5 separate regions of the Homo sapiens genome follow, and regions 1, 2, 3 and 5 are each linked to region 4. The links are chromatin contacts, found by Hi-C or POLR2A ChIA-PET in ENCODE. All regions are on one chromosome and are shown on one strand. Each heading gives the region's core, a stretch centred on a gene start or an enhancer-like site at or near the end of the contact. The rest is flanking DNA. Distances are from core to core; before and after follow the strand shown.

Region 1 (2,858 bases), core at 113-2,612, 520 kb after region 4:
TTCAAGTGATTCTCCTGCCTCAGCCTGCTGAGCAGCTGGGATTACAGGTGCCTGCCACCGTGCCCGGCTAATTTTTGTAGTTTTAGTAGAGACAGGGTTTCACCTTGTTGGCCACGCTGTTCTCAAACTCCTGACCTCGTGGTCCAGCTGCCTTGGCATCCCAAAGTGCTGGGATTACAGGCGTGAGCCACCGTGCCCGGCCCTATTGAACTTTTTTTAAAGGCAATTCTTCAAATTGCAATGGATTATTAAACTGGGACTTATTACCAGGGTAAGTGGAGAATTATTGAGACTAATCAAAACACTTAACCACTTTATTTTGTCCTCACCTTTTAAAAAGCTACATGTGAATGAATCCTCTGGAATTAGAGGGCTTCCACTTGACAGTACTTCAGCTAGGGTATGGCTCAGTGCTCATGGGTTTACATCCTTTCACGATGTCTCTGTTAAGCCTTGTAAATAGAGACCCCAAAACGTTAGAAGTCCTACCTAGAATGTTTGAAGTCCTGGTTCCCACACCTTGGAGCTTTCTCTACCAGTGAGAAAGTAAATGCTCTTGTAATAAAAGTTTTCGGCCGGGGGCAATGGCTCACGCCTGTAATCCCAACACTTTGGGAGGCCAAGGCAGGTGGATCACCTGAGGCCAAGAGTTCGAGACCAGCCTGGCCGATATGGTGAAACCCCGTCTCTACTAATGTCTACTAATAATACAAAAATTAGCCGGGTGTGGTGGTGCACGCCTGTAATCCCAGCTACTCGGGAGGCTGAAGCAGGAGAATTGCTTGAACCCAGGAGGAGGTGGAGGTTGCAGTGAGCCGAGATCATGCCATTGCAGTCCAGCCTGGGCGACAAGAGTGAAACTCCGTCTCAAAACATACTAAAAAAATTAAGTTTTCGTTTTTCATTATGGAGCTAACATTGCACTTGATGTTACCACTTATTTGACTTTTATTTGAAAGTTGACTTGTGGCCTGCGTGTCATGAATGTTTTGAAAATGAGAGTGGAAGTAAAGGTGTCCCTAGGATTCAGATCTGTAAGTCCACTTGCAATCAATTTTTTCTGCTTTAGGAAGCAATGCCACTTTGTCATGAGCATCGCTCATCGCTAGTGGTTTCTGGGCAGCTGGTGCACCTCCTTACTACTGAGAAGCCTTTGGAACTGTGATGTTTAATTACAGCTGCCGGGTTTGCACGTGGGAAGCTGACATGGTGTGGTGAAAGCCAGCGGTCTTCAGCTAGTGGAGGGAATTACAGAAGGTCCCACGCCCTTTAGGGCCCTTGGCTCCGGGTTTCCGGGACAGGCTCTGGAGCTCCGCCTGCGGGGGCCGGGCTTGGCGGCTGGACGGCGCGTGCGCCGTGCCTGCGGATGGAGGAGGGCCACCTTCTGCCCGGCTGTAGCCAGGTTCCCTCCATGCTTCCCCACCCCGTCGCAGCCTGGTTTTTGTACGCCTTCTCTCTGACGGCGGTTGTGCCACCTTGAGCTGCGGCTCAAGATGGTGTCCGCCCTTGCTTCTGCGCCTGTGCGGAAGCGCCCGGCCCTCACCTGCGCAGGTGAGCTGGGTCGTCTGAGAGGGAAATGGGGTTTCACACCACCCTGCTAACCAGGCAAAGATGACATTCGTGTCATGTGTAGCTTATTGCTTTCTTCGGCCTCTTCAATAATGCTCAGACATGAGGCTTGGTAAAGGTTGGAAAGCTGTTAGCCGACCTGCGGGCCGTGGGTTCATGTACTCGAAAAAGTTGAGGTGCCTCTGAAGGGCAGCTCCCCGAGGAAACTCCCAATTTTGCTGCCCTCTCCAGGTGTGCGTGTGAGTGTACTCATCTGTTGTTTCCATGTGTTAGTTAACCTGTATTTTGTGAGCTCCTGTCGCTACTATTGTTGGGCATTGGGGAAAAGAGAAATAAATGAAGATTCTTGTTTTCTCAGCATCCTGTTTAAGGAATATACCATCTTATATTTGGCGAGCTCCATAAGAGCAGAGCTACCCAGAAAACTGCCCCTATCTATATTGGCGTTTTTTCCCTAGCTTTTCTTTATCTCTGGAAACCACAGGAGCCCTTCGCCTCTTCATCGTCCTCCACAGCTCAGCTCTCTCTCATAGGCTGTCTGTGCCATCCTTCAAGAGGTCTGTGATACTGGGCAGGTCAGAGAATTGCTCTGTGCACGCATTTTCTCGTCCGAAAAAGGAAATTGCCTCTGAAGCCACTTGATGGTATGAGTTTTACAGGGATTTAAATTGACGTTACTGGTGCTTTTTTTTTTTTTTTAAATGGAATCTTACTCCATCTCCCAGGCTGGAGTGCTATCTCCCAGGCTGGAGTGCAGTGGCACGATCTTGGCTCACTGCAACCTCTGCCTCCAGGGTTGAAGCGATTCTCCTGCTTCAGCCTCCCAAGTAGCTGGGATTACGGGAGCCCGTCACCATGCCTGGCCAATTGTATTTTCAGTAGAGACGGGGTTTCACCTTGTTGGTAAGGCTGGTCTCTAACTCTTGACCTCAGGTGATCCGGCCACCTCCGCCTCCCAAAATGCTGGGATTACAGGCGTGAGCCACCGCGCCGGGCCCCAGTAGTGCTGTTCTAATTTAAAACAAACAAACAGCTAACACAGTTCAGACAGTTACACATGCAGAATAAAAAGTGTGTACAGGCCGGGCGCAGTCCATCCTGGCTAACACGGTGAAACCCTGTCTCTACTAAAAATACAAAAAATGAGCCGGGCGTGGTGACGCGTGCTTGTAATCCCAGCTACTCGGGAGGCTGAGGGAGGAGAATCACTTGAACCTGGGAGGCGGAGGTTGCAGTGAGCGGAGATCGCACCACTGCACTCCAGCCTGTGCGACAGAGTGAAATTCCGT
Region 2 (2,700 bases), core at 189-2,688, 630 kb before region 4:
TTAGCCCGGATGGTCTCGATCTCCTGACCTCGTGATCTGCCCGCCTCGGCCTCCCAAAGTGCTGGGATTACAGGCATGAGCCACTGCACCCGGCCTTTTTTGCAATTTTTTAAAGCTCATCAGCTATCATTAGTGTTAGTGTATTTTATGTGTGGCTCAAGACAATTTTTCTTCTTCCAATGCGGCCCAGGGAAGCCAAAAGATTGGACACCCCTGCAATAACGTGTGTCTCTTAAGGAGCACCTAGTGTTCTCAGCCCTGTGCCTCATGCTCTAAATCCTTGATACAGCAGGCAGGGCGCAGGTGGGGGGAGGGAGGGGCGCAGGAGAGAGAGAGAGAGAGCCATATCTGCCCAGATTTTCTCAGGCAGTCGCTGAATCTGAAGAAGCCAGGTCTCTCTTTTCTCAGCACTGAACTTCGCTGCCTGCTAATACCAGAAAGGGGGCAGCTCAGAGAGTAGCCACAGCATCATTCTGGGCACTTGGTTCTGTTTATAAATATGTCTCTTGAACATCTGGTTTACAGGAGTCGCCTCCGAGATCCCCATCAGGGTCAAAATCAGGTTACAAGTATCAAACTGAGGTCCAACCCTGGACCGCAGTGCTCCTCACTTCAACATCTGCCCTGTGGCCCTCCCCAGCTCCATTCTTCAGTAGCTCTATGACCTTGGATCTTTGACATAAGCCTCTGAGCCTTAGTTGTTGCATCTGCACCTTCTGAGTAGTTGTTGTGAGGGCTTCATGACATGTGGCTCTTGCCCGATGTGCAGTGGCCAAGTGTGACCAATAACCAAAACCAGAATGGCCCCCAGGGACCATTTACCACTCCACCTTCTCTTTTGCATAGGGGGAAGTTACTTTCCCAGGATCACACAGCCAGACAAGGGATTCAAAGTCAGGACTATTAATTCAAGTCCAGAGTTCTGTTCCCTCCCCCACTGCTGTGTTCTCCAAAGCCTGAGCAGGAGATCATGCTGTTCCTAACTAGTGAATGTCATACTTCCGGTCGAACACACCACCCCTGTCATATGGCAGCTGGTCACCCAGCAGGGAGGGACCCTGCCTCCCACTCACCCCTACTGCTGGACATAGGAACCCCAGGTCCACCCATCCTTTTTCGAGGCCCACACTTCCCAAAGCTATGCCAGTTCTTTGATGTAGACACAGGATGTCCTGCCCCCGCAACCCTCACCAAGTATCTGTGGGATCTAGAGGCAGATTTAGGCTCAAATTCTAGCCTGCCTGACAACTAGCTTAAGGCATTGGGCAAGTCAGTTCATCTCCCTGAGCGGCAGCATCTTTGCCTATAAAATAAGAATACAAATGTCCACCTCCTGGGGTTGCTTCTCAGCATCAAATGGGGTCACATCACTGAAAGCATCAGACATACAGTAAGTGCCCAGTGAACTTTCACTTCCCTCCTTTCCCTTGAGGAAGGTCCTCCGTGGCAGTGACGGTGTGGGACCAGAGGGTACAGAACTGGGCAGGGCTGAGAAGAAAGAGAAGTTCCCAGGGTGAGGTGAGAGGGCTGAGCTGGCCCAGCCGCCTGGGGGATTTCATCAAAAGGGAACCGGGACTTTGGGCAGGGGCAGGAAACCACCATCCTGCAAGAGTTCCGGCTTCTCCTCCAGGCTCTGGGCTGGCCGGGGGCAGGCCAGGGCTGGAGGGTCAGGGAGCAAGGCTGAGGTCTGCAGGTGACTCCCATCCCACTGTGCCGCATCTCTCACTAGGCCCTATCCCTCAGACCGGGCGGGCTTCCATCCCTCACCCTCAGTCCTCTCACCGAGACCCTCCACCTGGCTGAATGCCAGTGCCTTTGCTGAGGCCCCCACTGCTCATTAACTCCCTTTCTTTCTTTCTTTGTTCTTCTTCTTCTTCTTCTTCTTTTTTTTTTTTTTGAAACAGTGTCTCATTCTGTCGCCAAGGCTGGAATGCGATGGTTCGATCTCGGCTCACTGCAACCTCTGCCTCCCGGGTTCAAGCAATTCTCCTGCCTCAGCCTCCTGAGTAGCTGGGATTACAGGCGTCTGCCACCATGCCCAGCTAAATTTTTGTATTTTTAGTAGAGATGGGGTTTAGTCATGTTGGCCAGGCTGTTCTTGAACTTCTGACCTCAGGTGATCCACCCACCTCGGCCTCCTAAAGTGCTGGGATTACAGGCGTGAGCCACCGTGCCCTGCCTTCATTAACCCCCTTTCATCTCACACCATCCTTTCTTGAGGCCTCGAAACTGCCTCCTGAAGAAGACATACCCACCCAACCCTGTCTGACTCCACCACCACCGTGGTGAGGCCAGGTGTGTGCAGGATCGGGGGTGGCCTTTACCCTCCATGTGGTCCCGAGGCCATTAGCAGTTTTTTCCACTTCTTGTGGGTAAAAGTGGTTTTCCACCTGTTGCTGAAAACCACCCACCAGCCTCTAAAACACAGCTCTTTAGATGCCATCTGGCCTGGGACTCAGGATTTTCAGGAGATGGAAGCCATGGCGGCGGGGGGCGGGGGTCCAGGGGCAGCCAAGGGATGGGAGTCTAGATTTCACAGTGTGGCCAGACAGGAAGCCCCCTCCCTGGTCCCTCAGGGGAGTGGGGCGGTGAGGGGGACATCCTGCCTTTTCCCACCTTAGGTCAGCCCAGTCTGCTCTGCGTGGGAAGAGCCCTGGCCCCTACTTCCCCAGCTCTGGGGTTCCCTACCCAGCCTCCTGA
Region 3 (2,968 bases), core at 410-2,909, 600 kb before region 4:
AACTACAGGTACATGCCAGGTATGCTCAGCTAATTTTAAAAAATTTTTAGTAGAGGCCAGGCATGGTGGCTCATGCCTGTAGTCCCAGCACTTCAGGAGGCTGAGGCGGGTGGATCACCTGAGGTCAGGAGTTCGAGACCAGCCTGACCAACATGGAGAAACCCCATCTCTACTAAAAAAAATACAAAATTAGCCAGGCATGGTGGTGCATGCCTGTAATCCCAGCTACTTGGGAGGCTGAGGCAGAAGAATTGCTTGAACCCGGGAGGTGGAGGTTGCAGTGAGATGAGACCACGCCATTGCACTCCAGCCTGGGCAACAAGAGTGAAACTCCATCTCAAAAAAAAAAAATTTTTTTTTAGTAGAAATGGGGTCTTGCTATGTTGCTCGGGGTGGTCTTGAACTCCTAGCCTCAAGCAATCATCTCACCTTGGCCTCCCAAAGTGCTGGGATTACAGGTGTGAGCCACCACCACTGCCAACCGATAACTTACATTCTAATGGGGAGACATTAAATACTGCCAAGACAGTATGTGTTCTATATTGCAGAGGCTGGTCATGAACTCCAGCCTCCAACCCATAGAGAAACTGACTTCTAAACTGATTTTTTTTTTTTTTTTTTTTTTTTTTTTTTTTTGAGACGGAGTCTCGCTCTGTCGCCCAGGCTGGAGTGCAGTAGTGCAATCTCGGCTCACTGCAACCTCTGCCTCCTGGGTTCCAGCGATTCTCCTGCCTCAGCCTCCTGAGTAGCTGGGACTACAGGTGCATGCCACCATGCTCGGCTAATTTTTGCTATTTTTAGTACAGATGGGGTTTTGCCATGTTGGCCAGGCTGGTCTTGAACTCCTGACCTCAGGTGATCCGCCCACTTTGGCTTCCCAAAATGCTGGGATTACAGGCATGAGCCACCACACCTGGCCCTAAACTGAGATTTTTTTTTTTTGAAGGATAAATACAAGTTAAATAGGGAAGGGAAGAGTGTTTAGGTCTGAGAGAAAAACAGGTGCAAAGGCTCAGAGGCGAGAGAGACATGTATTTTCAAGCAGCTGAAAGTTCAACGTGGGCAGAGGGAAGGAGGCAAGGAGGGGAGTGGCTGCGCTGAGTGAGGTCAGCAGTCACTCACCAGTCCTCAGCTGAACTGAGACCCACCTTAGGGGTCAGGATCCATCCTCTTCCATGATGATCAGGGATGAGGAGTTAGCCAGGTAAAAGGTGTGAGGGGATGGCTCAGGGAAGAAGTGATCCCAGCAGAGGTTTGTGTCACTGGGAGAGAGGAAAGACAGCTGAAAGTTGAGTCTGGCTATAGCCTGCCTGGGGGCTTGGCTGAGAAGAGAGACCTTGGTATTGTGGCCTGTGGGTCTTGCCAAGTGGCCTGAGGGCCATACGGAGCCTCTGAATGGTTTTGTGCAGGGGAGTGACTCAACCTTGGTAGGAACATGCAGGAAGGTTGTCCTGGGATGCCCTTTAAGGTCTCAGCAGACTGAAACCTCAAAGAGCCTCTGGGGAGCCCAGCCATCTTAGGCACAACCTCATTCGAGCCATCAGGGAGGATGAGAAAACTCACTTGTCAGAGGAACCTTAGAGAAGTCAAGAGACAAGGCTGGAGGGCCCTGAGCTGGGGGGTGGGGAGCATGGGGAAAGAAGAGGGTGAGGGCTCAGAAAGGCAAGAGCCCCGACACCAGGAGGCGGTGCCTGCTCTTAGCTTGCCACGGACTCCATGATTCAAGAAGGCCTGGCCCCCAGGACCCTGGGACTAGAAAGGCAATTGACTCATCCTAGGATGGGGGAAGCCTGGCCCCGGAGGTTAAGTGAAATTGCTCTAAGACACAGAGCACATCAGCGGCAGGATCAGGAAGAAACTAGTAACCCTGGAGCACCTAGCACCAGCACCCCTAGTGCAGGGTACTTCATACCTCGCATCATCTAACGCAGGTGTCGCTTCATTTTACAGATAAGCGGACTAACGTCCACAAGTCATGGACTCCTGTTCTGGGTCACACAGAGTTAGGGCTAAGAAACCAGGTCTGCAGGCGCCTAGTTTCCCGCAGTTCTTCTGGGTCTGAGTTTGGGGTGGTGGGGAAGAGGCGAGCGTGTCAAGGAGGGTGAGAGGGAGGGTGGGGCTGTGTTTCTGGGACTTTCCTCGCTGAGGTCAGAGGCACCGAAATAGACGCGCTGCAGCGAGCGCCCGGAGGCCCGGTCACACCCTGTGCCCGGCCCGCCGCGGGGAGCGGTCCAGCCGCAGCGCACGAGCCCTCCGCCGTCCCACTGCCCCCCGGAACCGCGCGAGCCTCGCAAACCGCTCGGCGCCCAGTCTCCACCTCGCCGGCTTCATGAACGTGCCCCGGGAGACCCCGACGCCCTGAAGCCGGCGCGGCCGCCCCACCGCCCCACCGCCCCACCGCCCCACCGCCGTCTGCGCGAACGCCGGGCCTCCCCCTCCGCCCATCGCTGCCACCATCTCTACTCCGACGGCTGCGGCGGTGGGTGTGGCCACCGCGCTTGCCAATCAGGAAGTGAGGGCCGGCTCCGGACGCGCCCCGCTGTTACGTCACTCCGACGGCCCCGGATGCCCCGCCCAGTGGCCTTGCCTGGGAAAGGCGACTGGGGCACCGGTGGGTGCGGACCCTCAAAGGGTGAAAATAATTCCCGTGTGAATTGCGCGCATTATAACTGCTCTAAGAAATGCAGCCAGGGCATTTTAAAATGTATTTTTTCAATCACTCCTCTTCCAGCCATTTATCCGTCCGTCTGTATGTATGTCTATCCAGTCAGCCAAAGTAATTGGGTGCCTCCTGAGTGCCAGGCGCTGTGCTGGGTTCTAGCTATAAAGAGAGATGAACCCTCTGCTTGTCCTCAGGGAGCTCATAATCTAGGGCGGAAGCCTGATGGTAACAAATGCTCATGCCATCGTTTTCATTGCAGTCATGATTCATTCTGGGACGGTGAGATACAGGCTGCTGCAATAACCA
Region 4 (2,700 bases), core at 200-2,699:
AAAAACAATACTAATAAAAAGAAAAAAGGGTCAGATAAAACATGTACATAGAAAATTACAATACAAGGCAGAATGTGGCTGGACATGGTGGCTCATGCCTATAATCCTAGCACTTTGGGAGGCTGAGGTGAGAGAATCGCTTGAGCTCAGGAGTTTGAGACCAGCCTGGGCAACATATTGAGACCCTGTCTCTATTTACTAAAAAACAAAAAACAAAAACAAAAAAACAGAAAACAAAAAAACAAAAAACAAAAAAAACTAGGTAGAATGTGATACATGTGAAAAGAGATCCAGCTCAAGTGCCTTGGGAGCTCAGGGGAGGGTGAGATTAATCTCTTTTTCCCAAGAATCTGGAGGCAGGAAACCAAGTCGGTTTCATCTTTGGAATTGTAAGCTTAGACTTAGAAGTCTCAGAGGGGGACTTGGGGGTCTTATCCACCCTCACCCCTGGCAGGATTCCCTGTCTAGAATAAACAATAACTTTAAAATGGAAACAAAAAAAGGAGCTCTGAAGGAAAACTGTGAAGGAAGAGGCTCCGTTTGAAATGAATAGAAAATGAATTTAGCTTGGAGGTGCTGAGGTGTTGGTAGAGGCAACTTTCTGGCAAGAGGCGAGTTGAAGGCCAGGAAGTGAATGAGATCAGGGAGAGTGTCTGGAGGGAAGAGGGGCAAAAACAAACTGGGGAAGCACCCACGTTTTAGGAAGTGGGTGGTGAAAGAGGAGTCAGAGAAGGCCAGAGGGAGAGGTGAGCAAAGATCCAGCAGAACACCTTGTTACAAAGTTTCGAGGAGGGTGGGAGGGGTGGAAGCCAGGACGGGTAGCAGAAGGAAGAAAACTTCCAGCAATAGGGATTGAGGTTCCACACGAAGTTACCAATGACATTTCAAGGAATGAAGGCTTTTCCTGAGGCTCCACAAATAAGGTGAATTCCCTGTGTCTCGCATCTTTGGAGCTTCCCCGAGGCCAGGGGGAGCAGGGTTGTGCCCTCTGACCTCTAAATATCTGGGGTTCAGTTCTATAATTAGCAGCACCGGATAGGACGCGAGCCAAACCTCTCTTAACCCTAGCCAGTCCCTCCAGGAACTGAAAAGATGAAGAATTCATTTAGGAGATTTCACACTCGGCTGTTTGGCCTAGCCCAGTGAAGTCCCTTTTCATCACGCAACCCTAATGACTCTTAGGGCTGTCACTGCCGTCTGGTGTTGCCAGGGATCTGACTAAACCGTCTTGCAAAAGTTTGCAGCATTCACCCGAGGCGGACTACAACTCCCAGAATTCCGGGCGCTCCCCGGTGCTGATTGGCGGAGCCCGTGACTCCAGGGGGCGGAGTTTCCCCCGCCTCCCCGGGGAAACAGACCTCTGATTGGCTGGACCGCCGGGCTTTTGTGTCCCCGCCCTCCCCCGGGGACCGCAGCGGGCTGAACTGCTGGTGTCAGAGCCCGGCGAGCGCTGGCAGTTCCGCGGCGGGGATGCTGAGGAGCGCTGGGTCCGGGAGCAGCCCTGGCCCCTGCGGACTTCCGAGGCCGTGAAAACCCCTGCGCTGCGGCCCTTCCCAGGCCCCCGAGGCCGTTCGCCGTTCCCGAAGCCCGACTGGGGGAAGAGTCCAGCACCAAAGCGGCCGTTCTCGGATTCCGGAGCGTTCTGGAGCCCCGAGAGACGCCCCGGGGTTCTAGAAGCTCCCCGGCGGCGCCCAGTCCCGGCTTCATTCGGGCGTCCCTCCGAAACCCACTCGGGTGCACGGGTCGTCGGCGAGCCGCGACCGGGTCCTGGCGCGCACCATGATCGTGGCGGACTCCGAGTGCCGCGCAGAGCTCAAGGACTACCTGCGGTTCGCCCCGGGCGGCGTCGGCGACTCGGGCCCCGGAGAGGTAAGCGGCGGCCGCGCGACGCCCCTCTTCCCTGGAACCCCGAACCGCGTCTGAGCCTCAGGCTGTCCGGAGCTGAGTCGGTGTGTCCTGGGCTCGGGGAGGGAAAGCCGAGCGCGTAACCCGGGACCCGGGTTGCATCAACTGGCAGCCGCGGCCCTCGGCACCCCTCCCCCACTCTGTCTCCCCTCTCCCTCCTTCTCCCCCTCCCTCTCCCCCTCCTCCCTCCCTCTCCCCCTCTCCCTCACCGCCCCACCCCAGGGCCGCGGATCCTTCCTCGGCTCCCTCGGACTCCTGGCCAATGAGGGAGAAGCCTTCTGGAGGCTCTCCGAGCTTTGGGCTCCTGAGCGTCTTCAAGTCCAGGCAAATCCCGGCCGGAGCGGCCAGACCACTCCTCCTCCCCGCCCCCTTCCGCGGAGTCCCTTCCTCTTCGCGGGGGCCGGCGGGCAGAGGACCCTTCCTGGGGTGCCTCCCGGCTCCTGTCCCCCAGCGCGGGGCGTAGGCACCTGGGACTGGCCAGTGAAAGTCGACCTCATCCTATGTCCACCGCACTCCTGCTTTGGAGGGAGAGCGCAGGGGCTCTGGGGGCTTGGCGGGCCGCCCGGTACGCGGCGGCGGCAGCCAAAGCTGGGGGGAGAGGGGACAACCCTGGTCGCGGCTTCCGAAGCCAAGCGCGGGTTAGGCTGCGCCCTGCTAAGTAAGTGGTCTGAAGGCCCAGAAGTTTGTTTTCCAGAAATTCCTCCCCCACCCTCCCTTCGCGCCGCTCCCCTCCACCCCCCCGCATTCGCATCCCGGCATAGCCCGCAGGGGCTTTGCAGGGAGACCGGGAATTAG
Region 5 (2,778 bases), core at 265-2,764, 530 kb before region 4:
TCTGGAACTCCTGACCTCAGGTGATCCTCGGGTGATTCACCCGCCTCGGCCTCCCAAAGTGCTGGGATTACAGGCGTGAGCCACCGCGTCCGGCCGACCCAGGCTGGTCTTAAATCCCAAGGCTCAAGTGATCCTCTGGCCTCAGCCTCCCAAAGTGCTGGGATTACAGTTGTGAGCCATCCCGCCCCGACTCATGTACTGGTTTTGATTCTCACAATGACCTCATTGTACAATTGAGAAAAACGAGGCCGTGAGAAGTTCAGTGATAGATCCAAGGTCATGTAGTTAGTTGTGGAACAGTGATTTGGAAACTTTGCTTTCTGATCCTAATGATTAATGCACATCTTTGGGGGATCCTACAAGGAAGCAGCCAGATTTGGGTTCAGAGAGAGTAAATTTTTTTTGTTGAGGCAGGGAAATAGAAGCCATTAAGTCAGTTTTTAATTGTAAAAAGCGCACGTTGAGGTAAAACTGCAATTAGTCCTGTACGGGTGGTTGGCAGAGCCAAGAGTAACCTATGCCCAAGAGCAGCTACAAGGCAGGACTTGGATAGGTCAGCAGTGCAGGAAGCTTTGCCAACACCTCAAGAACAAGAAGTCTGTCATTCCTTGGGCAGCTCCTATACATGCCAAGCTGGAGCCAAAGAGAGGCAGGGGAGCCCGGAGGGCGTGGCTTGCCTTCCGGAAGTCAGGCCTCGTCAGGAATCACCAGGTGGTTGCTTGCGAGAGAAGCTGGGGGTGAAACCGGAGAAAACAAAGTAGGAAGCAGGTCTGGGCCAATTGCAGCCCACTCTGATGGGGGCCTGCAGGCCACCGGACGCCTGAATATCTGTCCAATCCCTCCTGGAAGGACTGCCATCTCTTTAGTCCCTCTTCCGCAGCATAGGGGTGCTCTCTCTGGGGCTCTCCTTTTCTCTCCTAAGGCCCACAGCCCCACAGTTCCCTATTTAGGTGTCTTAAATTGAGGACACACTTCTAAATTGTCCCTCAGAGTCTCGTCTCCTCCTTTGAGCGAGGCTGGGCGGGCTCCTCCTGCTCCGATTATGAGGAACTTCTTTCCCAAGCTCCCCACCTTCTTTGGGCTTGGACGGCTGCAGAGTTCCAGTTAACTGTGCGCCGCCTTCGTTCCAATTGTACCCCTCGTGCTCCCAGAGGGCAGCTCCATGGAAACCAAAACATCACAAATCCCCGAAGGTATCGCGAGAAGCGCAGATGCGCCTGAGGCCGTGGAGAGGCGGAGCGAGGGCGGGAACGCTGAGCAAGTAGGGCGGAGCCTAAGCTCTTCCGAGGTCCCGGCCGGGAGCCTGTCCCCTCCAGGTGGCGCCCCCGCGTGACTGCGCTTTACATAATCGCGGCCTGGAGCGTCACAGTGGCGTACTCCAGGCCAGACCGAATCAGAGTGGGCGAAAGCTCCGTGTTCCGCCCCTTCCCACTTGATCGACGTCAAAGCCCACCAGTGAGCGGGCGTCTAGAGTCGCCGTGCCCGCCCCAGCCCGCCCGGGTCCGCCCCGACCCGCCTGCGCCCGCCCGCCTGCCGCAGCCAGCAGCCTGCAGCCGCCGCCGGGTTGTGCCTCAGACTGTCAGATAAATCGGCGGGCCGGGCCGGCGGGTCGGTGAGCGCGGCCCGGGCCGGACATGGCGGCGCTCTACGCCTGCACCAAGTGCCACCAGCGCTTCCCCTTCGAGGCGCTGTCTCAGGGGCAGCAGCTGTGCAAGGTGCGCGGGCTGGGGCGGCGGCCGGGAACTGGGGACGCAGGAGGCGCGGCCCGGAGCTCCAGATTCTGTGGGGACGCCCGGCGGGGTCCCCGGAGCAGGGTGTGGCAGGCCCGCCAGGCTGAGGAGCCGCACCCACCCCGCTGGGGGCCGGCGGGGCACGTGCGGGAGCCGGGACCCGGTCCAGGCTCCCGCGGCCGGCGTGTCCGGGTGCTTAGCAACCGTGGGGATTGTTCTCGGACCCCGTGAGGTCGGGGGAGGGACAGCGGGTCCCCTGCTTGCCCTGACTGGTCGCCTTCGGGATCCCTTTGCGCTGCCTCCCCCGCCGCCGCGGTCTCCCTGGTGGGGACCTCCTGCCCCTCCTGGGACTGAACTCCAAAGTTGGGTGCTGCCTTGGAGGAATGTGTCGAACTCGGGCTCCTCACGGGCACTTTTCGACCAGTTTCAGAATCGGAGGTAGCAAGGCTTGATTTTTTTTTTTTTTTTAAGCATCTCACTTTTCGGCCAGTCTCAGAATCGGAGGCAGCAAGGCTTTATGTTTTAAAAAAGCCCCACAGTCAGGCTCACAGATCCGAGGGATCACTTCTCAGCATCCAGTTGGTGGTCTTCGGTCTTCCCTGACTAGCTGCTGATCAGTTTTTGCTCCTGAAGGTCCAACTTCTCTTTTTCTTTTAAGTTGCTTTATCCCACTTTTACTTTTTAAGTGACTAGAGGTGCTGTGAGGCAACAGTTAAAAAGTCACCAAACTGGCTGAAGAATAATGTTGAGGTTATCCAATAATCCAGTTTGTGTCTCTGATTTGGATAACTCATAATTGTCACTTTTGCCTCAGATGGTCATGACTTTCCATTTGCCAGTTTTTATATACCAGGTCTGGGGGAATGCAAGTGCTTGAGTGCCCTTTTTGGCCTCAAAATATGTATATATGATTTTAAGGAAGTTATGTATATATAAATAATAATTTTAATCCAGCACTTTCATTTCACAAGTAAACCGCAAAATCACACAGTGGCAGAAGAACCAGGCCTGGAATTCAGGGCTTCTGATTCCCAGTCTGGGACTTGTT

What was found. Hi-C counts contacts between places; a loop is a spot of excess contacts on that map. ChIA-PET counts read pairs that join two places held with the same protein, here RNA polymerase II (POLR2A). Pooled maps may share reads with other maps.
Region 1: a pooled map shows a loop between it and region 4 (2.8-fold over the local background). The contact joins the enhancer-like site here to the promoter of SESN2 in region 4. A Hi-C loop is called at or near these places in 4 of 50 pooled maps. POLR2A ChIA-PET finds 5 or more read pairs at or near these places in 3 of 52 experiments (A673, H1 and WTC11).
Region 2: a pooled map shows a loop between it and region 4 (3-fold over the local background). The contact joins the enhancer-like site here to the promoter of SESN2 in region 4. A Hi-C loop is called at or near these places in 1 of 37 single-sample maps with no recorded cell type and 4 of 50 pooled maps. POLR2A ChIA-PET finds 5 or more read pairs at or near these places in 2 of 52 experiments (A673 and GM12878).
Region 3: a pooled map shows a loop between it and region 4 (4-fold over the local background). The contact joins the enhancer-like site here to the promoter of SESN2 in region 4. A Hi-C loop is called at or near these places in 1 of 50 pooled maps. POLR2A ChIA-PET finds 5 or more read pairs at or near these places in 3 of 52 experiments (A673, OCI-LY7 and WTC11).
Region 5: a pooled map shows a loop between it and region 4 (10-fold over the local background). The contact joins the promoter of FAM76A here to the promoter of SESN2 in region 4. A Hi-C loop is called at or near these places in 1 of 168 maps with a recorded cell type or tissue (naive thymus-derived CD4-positive, alpha-beta T cell), 1 of 37 single-sample maps with no recorded cell type and 14 of 50 pooled maps. POLR2A ChIA-PET finds 5 or more read pairs at or near these places in 2 of 52 experiments (T-cell and WTC11).

What each region holds. Positions count from the first base shown.
Region 1 is chr1:28,773,994-28,776,851 of GRCh38, forward strand. No RefSeq gene overlaps it. Among named protein-coding and RNA genes, the nearest start is that of OPRD1, 37 kb to the right of the region's middle. RefSeq lists an enhancer at 1,164-1,458. Within about 2 kb of position 1,363, at least 22 of the 41 ENCODE cell types and tissues checked have a DNase peak (open chromatin) inside an H3K27ac peak, as active enhancers do.
Region 2 is chr1:27,630,258-27,632,957 of GRCh38, forward strand. The region is part of intron 1 of FGR (FGR proto-oncogene, Src family tyrosine kinase); the gene reads right to left. Among named protein-coding and RNA genes, the nearest start is that of FGR, 3.6 kb to the right of the region's middle. RefSeq lists enhancers at 1,645-2,145, 1,654-1,703, 1,834-1,973, 2,374-2,423. Within about 2 kb of position 1,439, at least 25 of the 41 ENCODE cell types and tissues checked have a DNase peak (open chromatin) inside an H3K27ac peak, as active enhancers do; they include GM12878, where a contact is called at or near this core.
Region 3 is chr1:27,657,637-27,660,604 of GRCh38, forward strand. LINC02574 (long intergenic non-protein coding RNA 2574) reads right to left here. Exons shown (of 2, transcript NR_151722.1): 2 at 2,692-2,968. Among named protein-coding and RNA genes, the nearest start is that of LINC02574, 3.6 kb to the right of the region's middle. RefSeq lists an enhancer at 1,600-2,100 and a silencer at 2,210-2,449. Within about 2 kb of position 1,660, at least 31 of the 41 ENCODE cell types and tissues checked have a DNase peak (open chromatin) inside an H3K27ac peak, as active enhancers do; they include OCI-LY7, where a contact is called at or near this core.
Region 4 is chr1:28,258,069-28,260,768 of GRCh38, forward strand. It overlaps SESN2 (sestrin 2), which reads left to right and starts at 1,450. Exons shown (of 10, transcript NM_031459.5): 1 at 1,450-1,869. The coding sequence starts at 1,780. RefSeq lists enhancers at 1,021-1,200, 1,193-2,041 and silencers at 1,311-1,520, 2,301-2,360.
Region 5 is chr1:27,724,447-27,727,224 of GRCh38, forward strand. FAM76A (family with sequence similarity 76 member A) reads left to right here and starts at 1,515. Exons shown (of 9, transcript NM_152660.3): 1 at 1,515-1,715. The coding sequence starts at 1,635. RefSeq lists silencers at 859-1,501, 1,340-2,039.